Regions from separate parts of the Homo sapiens genome. Here region 1 is linked to region 2. The links are chromatin contacts, found by Hi-C or POLR2A ChIA-PET in ENCODE. All regions are on one chromosome and are shown on one strand. Each heading gives the region's core, a stretch centred on a gene start or an enhancer-like site at or near the end of the contact. The rest is flanking DNA. Distances are from core to core; before and after follow the strand shown.

Evidence for each region. A loop is a pair of places that touch in the nucleus more often than their neighbours do. ChIA-PET counts read pairs that join two places held with the same protein, here RNA polymerase II (POLR2A). Pooled maps may share reads with other maps.
Region 1: a loop to region 2 is called in a pooled map, with 2.5 times the contacts of the local background. The contact joins two enhancer-like sites. A Hi-C loop is called at or near these places in 1 of 50 pooled maps. POLR2A ChIA-PET finds 5 or more read pairs at or near these places in 4 of 52 experiments (PC-9, RWPE1, activated CD4-positive, alpha-beta T cell and 1 more).

What each region holds. Positions count from the first base shown.
Region 1 is chr19:6,827,252-6,830,255 of GRCh38, forward strand. VAV1 (vav guanine nucleotide exchange factor 1) reads left to right here. Exons shown (of 27, transcript NM_005428.4): 10 at 825-920; 11 at 1,168-1,236; 12 at 1,371-1,457; 13 at 1,564-1,649; 14 at 2,535-2,667. Among named protein-coding and RNA genes, the nearest start is that of VAV1, 56 kb to the left of the region's middle. Within about 2 kb of position 1,705, at least 4 of the 41 ENCODE cell types and tissues checked have a DNase peak (open chromatin) inside an H3K27ac peak, as active enhancers do.
Region 2 is chr19:6,535,006-6,538,064 of GRCh38, forward strand. TNFSF9 (TNF superfamily member 9) reads left to right here. Exons shown (of 3, transcript NM_003811.4): 3 at 1-919. The coding sequence ends at 61. Among named protein-coding and RNA genes, the nearest start is that of TNFSF9, 5.5 kb to the left of the region's middle. RefSeq lists enhancers at 1-49, 910-999, 1,750-1,849, 2,160-2,369. Within about 2 kb of position 1,251, at least 3 of the 41 ENCODE cell types and tissues checked have a DNase peak (open chromatin) inside an H3K27ac peak, as active enhancers do.

The DNA of each region.
Region 1 (3,004 bases), core at 455-2,954, 290 kb after region 2:
TTTGTTTGTTTGTTTTGTTTTGTTTTGTTTTTTTGAGACAGGGTCTCATTCTGTCCCCCAAGCTGGAGTGTAGTGGCATGATCATAGCTCACCACAGCCTCGACCTCCTGGACTCAAGCAATCCTCCCAACTCCTACCTTGGCCTCCTGAGTAGCTGGGACTACAGATGCATGCCACCATTCCTGGCTAATTTTTGTGTTTTTTGCAGAGATGGGGTTTCACCATGTTATCCAGGGTGGTCTCAAACTCCTGGGCTCAAGCGACTCACCCACTCAGCCTCTCAAAGAGCTAGGATTACAGGCCTGAGCAATCGTGCCCAGCCTCTTCCCATTGCTTTTTTGTTTGTTTGTTTGTCTTTGTTTTTTGAGATGGAGTCTCCCTCTGTCACCCAGGTTGGAGTGAAGTGGTGTGATCTCAGCTCAATGCCATCTCTGCCTCCCGGGTTCAAGCAATTCTCCTGCCTCAGTCTCCTGAGTAGCTGGGATTGCAGGAGTCTGCCACCACGCCAGCTATTTTTTTTTTTTTCATAGCAGAGACGGGGTTTCCCCGTGTTGGCCAGGCTGGTCTTGAACTCCTGACCTCAAGTGATCCTCCCGCCTCGGCCTCCCAAAGTTCCTTCCAGTGGTTCTCAAGCTGCCCCCACCTCATGGAGTCCTTTTCCTGTTTCCTTGGGGGCAGATATGATGCTTTGGCCTCTAGAAAAATTCCCACAGCTCTGGGGTGGAGAGCTGCTCACGTATTTATTCAAATCTATCTGCACCCACCCTGCAACTGGCTGTTTCTGGGACCTGCCTCAGTTTCCCCATTGTTCTCTGATTCCCCAGGAATGTTCTCAGAGAGCCAACAACGGGAGGTTCACCCTGCGGGACCTGCTGATGGTGCCTATGCAGCGAGTTCTCAAATATCACCTCCTTCTCCAGGTGCCAGGCACATCTCTAGGCGTGGGCTCCACGTACCTACTCTCCTGTGTCTATAAAAGTGGGGACGGGGCTGGCTTCTGGGGGTTGGGTCTCTAGGACGCTCGGGGATGGGTCACTGGGGTCATGTCTCAGCCTCCAGGGTCAGCAGTACGATGGAGGAGCTGGTGAGCTAGCATTGTTTGGAAGGCCCTCCCCGCAGGGAGAAGGGGAGGGGCCCAGGTGACGTCTGACGTCTTGGTTCTCTCAGGAGCTGGTGAAACACACGCAGGAGGCGATGGAGAAGGAGAACCTGCGGCTGGCCCTGGATGCCATGAGGGTGAGTGGGTGTAGGGTGCTGGTGACTCACCTGCTGCAGACACCCTCCTGGTAGGGGCTGATCCTCTAGCCGGGATTAGGTAGGAGCCTGGGTCGGCTGTTGGGGGGCCAGGTTCACCCCTGCCCCCTCCCCAGGACCTGGCTCAGTGCGTGAACGAGGTCAAGCGAGACAACGAGACACTGCGACAGATCACCAATTTCCAGCTGTCCATTGAGAACCTGGTGAGGCGGTGGAGCCGGGTGGGCCAGGGGTGTGGCCACGTGGGGAGAGTGTGTGTCTGGCTCCTTTCTTGGGAGACCCTTGCTAGACCCCCTGCCTACTGCATAGGACCAGTCTCTGGCTCACTATGGCCGGCCCAAGATCGACGGGGAACTCAAGATCACCTCGGTGGAACGGCGCTCCAAGATGGACAGGTGGGTGGAGTCAACATGGATCTGGGATGGAGCCTGGGCAAAGGGGTGGGACCAGGCTCCTAGATGGGCAGGTGGGTGGAGTCAACACAGATCTGGGTGGAGCCTGGGCAGGGGCGGGGCCGGGCTTCTAGATGGACAGGTGGGTGGAGTCGACATAGATCTGGAGCAGAGCCTGGGCAGGGGCAGAGCCAGGCTTCTAGATAGGCAGATGGGTGGAGTCAACACAGATCTGGGAGGAGCCTGGGCAGGGATGGTGCCAGGCTCCTAGATGAGCAGGTGGGTGGAGTCAACACAGATCTGGGTGGAGCCTGGGCAAGGTGGGGGCCAGGCTCCTAGATGGGTAGGTGAGTGGAGCAAACCATATCTGTGGTGGAGCCTGGGTAGGGATGGGGCCAGGTTTCTAGATAGGCAGTTGGGTGGAGTCAACATAGGTCTGGGGAAGAGCCTGGATAGGGGCGTGGCCAGGCTCCTAGATGGACAGGTGGGTGGAGCCAACACAGATCTGGGGTGGAGCCTGGGTAGGGGTGGGGCCAGGTTCTTATGTAGACTTGTAGGTGGAATTAAGATGAATTTGGGGAGGGACCTGAGTGGGGGTGAGGCAAGATTTCTAGACAGACAGGTGGTAGACCCATCCAGAGAAGGCGGTGGAGCCTTGATGGACAGGCAGGACAGGGCCAGCGAGGGGTATGGGTGGAGCGAAGACTGACAGGCAGTAGGGCCAATGCGGATCACGTGGGTGAAGTCAGGATGGACAGGTGGGCATGGCCAAGTTGGCCAAGGAGGAGGAGAAGGGCAGGGTGGGACCAGGATGTGGAGGAACTGGTCAGAGGGCTGATGGGGACAGTTGGGAAGAGCCAGACAGGAATGCGTTATCCATCCTTCCAGGTATGCCTTCCTGCTCGACAAAGCTCTACTCATCTGTAAGCGCAGGGGAGACTCCTATGACCTCAAGGACTTTGTAAACCTGCACAGCTTCCAGGTTCGGGATGACTCTTCAGGAGACCGAGACAACAAGAAGGTGGGGCTTTGACGCCGGAACTATGGGGTCCTCCACGCAGTCGGCAGCTTAGCCCTCTCCACTTGGGCATGTGCCTGTTTGCCAGACTACATCTACATGGAAGTGTGTGTTAATCCACTCAACAGGTGTTTTTTGTTTGTTTGTTTTGTTCTGTTTTTTAAGATGGAGTCTCGCTCTGTCGCCAGGCCGGAGTGCAGTGGCACAATCTCGGCTCACCGCAACCTCCGCCTCCTGGGTTCAAGCGATTCTCCTGGCTCAGTCTCCCGAGTAGCTGGGACTACAGGCACACACCACCACGCCCAGCTAATCTTTGTAGTTTTGGTAGAGACAGGGTTTC
Region 2 (3,059 bases), core at 1-2,500:
GGGACTCTTCCGGGTGACCCCCGAAATCCCAGCCGGACTCCCTTCACCGAGGTCGGAATAACGTCCAGCCTGGGTGCAGCCCACCTGGACAGAGTCCGAATCCTACTCCATCCTTCATGGAGACCCCTGGTGCTGGGTCCCTGCTGCTTTCTCTACCTCAAGGGGCTTGGCAGGGGTCCCTGCTGCTGACCTCCCCTTGAGGACCCTCCTCACCCACTCCTTCCCCAAGTTGGACCTTGATATTTATTCTGAGCCTGAGCTCAGATAATATATTATATATATTATATATATATATATATTTCTATTTAAAGAGGATCCTGAGTTTGTGAATGGACTTTTTTAGAGGAGTTGTTTTGGGGGGGGGGGGGTCTTCGACATTGCCGAGGCTGGTCTTGAACTCCTGGACTTAGACGATCCTCCTGCCTCAGCCTCCCAAGCAACTGGGATTCATCCTTTCTATTAATTCATTGTACTTATTTGCTTATTTGTGTGTATTGAGCATCTGTAATGTGCCAGCATTGTGCCCAGGCTAGGGGGCTATAGAAACATCTAGAAATAGACTGAAAGAAAATCTGAGTTATGGTAATACGTGAGGAATTTAAAGACTCATCCCCAGCCTCCACCTCCTGTGTGATACTTGGGGGCTAGCTTTTTTCTTTCTTTCTTTTTTTTGAGATGGTCTTGTTCTGTCAACCAGGCTAGAATGCAGCGGTGCAATCATGAGTCAATGCAGCCTCCAGCCTCGACCTCCCGAGGCTCAGGTGATCCTCCCATCTCAGCCTCTCGAGTAGCTGGGACCACAGTTGTGTGCCACCACACTTGGCTAACTTTTTAATTTTTTTGCGGAGACGGTATTGCTATGTTGCCAAGGTTGTTTACATGCCAGTACAATTTATAATAAACACTCATTTTTCCTCCCTCTGGAGAGTTGGTTGTTAAATTACCAGCACACGCTGTCCGTCTCTGCTCTACAGAGCTGGCCAGTTTCTTCAGCCCCATAGTTTCCCCACCATACAGATCTTTCACGGCCACCCCTATAACTAGACACATCCTCTGGCTGGCTAAGATAGCCCTGTGATTCTGCAACCCAGGGCTTAACATGTGATTTGTGGGGAGAGGAGGATGGTTCCCCCCAATTCTGGTCCAGGAGCCAGTGTCAAATCTGATTAGTCAAATCTGATTGGTCACCGCCTGTCTGGTAGCGGGTTGTTTGCCTGTTTTGAATAAGACCCCTGGCAACAGGTGATTCAATTCTCTCGTCCCAGCTGATTGGGTCAGGTTGGACACGTGACTTGAGCTGGGCCAATCAGGTCTCCCCAGAAATGTGGGTGGGCTGGACCACAGAGGCTAGAGAGTGGAGAAGAGGAAGTTGTGCAAAGACTCAGGTGTGACCACAGAGTTCCAGAGAGACACCAGAGCTACTTTGATTTCCTTCTTGCCTCTTGCTGGTGACATGGGTTGCCATTTTAATGGCAAAACTGCAATAACTTTTGCCTCAACCTAATAGATTTCTAGGGCTGCCATAAGAAAGTACCGTAAAGTGGGTGGCTTAAAGCAAACGAGCTTTGTTCTCGCTCGGTTCTGCAGGCCAGAGTCCAAAGTCAAGGTCTTGACAGGGCCATGCTCATTCTAAAGGCTCCAGGGAGAAGGCCTTCGTTGCCTCCTCCTAAGTTCTGGTGGTTGCCAGCAATCCTCCAGTCTCTGCCTCTGTTGGTCACATGGCTGTGTTCTTTCTGTGTGACTTCATTTCTTTGTCTCTTCTTCCTGTTTTTTTCTTTGAGATGGAAGGAGTCTCACTCTGTCACCCAGGCTGGAGTGCAGTGGCGCCATCTCGGCTCACTGCAACCTCCACCTCCCGGGTTCAATCAATTCTCCTGCCTCAGTCTCCCGAATAGCTGGGATTACAGGCACATGCCACCACACCCAGCTAATTTTTCTATTTTAATAGAGACTGGGTTTCACCATGTTGGCCAGGCTGGTCTTGAACTTCTCCTGACCTCAAGCGATCCACCTGCCTTGGCCTACCGAAGTGCTGGGATTACAAGCATGAGCCTCTATGCCCGGCCTCTTCTTCCTTTTTATGTATTGTTTTTTTTGTAGAGACAGGGTCTTGCTATGTTGCCTAGGCTGGTCTTGAACTCCGAGCAACGCTCCTGCCTCAGACTCCCAAAGTGCCAGGATTACAGGTGTAAGGCACCAGGCCCGAACTCTCCCCTTTTTATAAGGACACCAGTCATGCTGGATTCAGGGCCCATCCTCTTCCAATATGACCTCATCTTAATTTAAATAATTACATCTGCAAAGACCCTATTTCCAAAGAAGGTCATTAATATAGTTTGGCTCTGTGTCCACACCTACTTTTTTCTTTTTTTTTTTGAGAAAGACTCTCATCAGTTGCCCAGGCTGGTGTGTAGTGGCGCAGTCTTGGCTCACTGCAACCTCTGCCTCTTGGGTTTAAGTGATTGTCCTGCCTCAGCCCCCTGAGTAGCTGGGATTACAGGTACAGGCCACCACTCTTGGCTATTTTTTTTGTATTTTTAGTGGAGCTGGGGTTTTGCCATGTTGGCCAGGCTGGCCTCGAACTCCTGACCTCAAGTGATCTGCCTGCCTTGGCCTCCCAAAGTGATGGGATTACAGACGTGAGCCACCGTGCCTGGCCCCCTTGGGGTTCTGAGCTCCCCTAAGCTAAAATCAAGTTGACTGAAGGATTGCTTTCCTTCTGGAGGCTCTAGAGGATAATTGCTTTCCTTGTTTTTCCAACTTCTAGAGGCTTGTTTTTAATTTAATTTAATTTAATTTTGTAAAGACGGGGTCTCCTCATGTTGCCCACGCTGGTCTTGAACTCCTGACCTCAAGGGATCCTCCTGTCTTGGCCTCCCAAAGTGTTGGGATTACAGGCGTGAGCCACTGCACCTGGCAATTTTATTTATTTTTTTGTAGAGATGAGGTCTTGCTATGTTGCCTAGGCTGGTCTCAAATTCCTGGGCTTGAGCAATCCTCCACCATCTGTAAGAATTAAAGAAAGAGGAAAGAAACATGAAAGGTGGCTTAACAGTCAA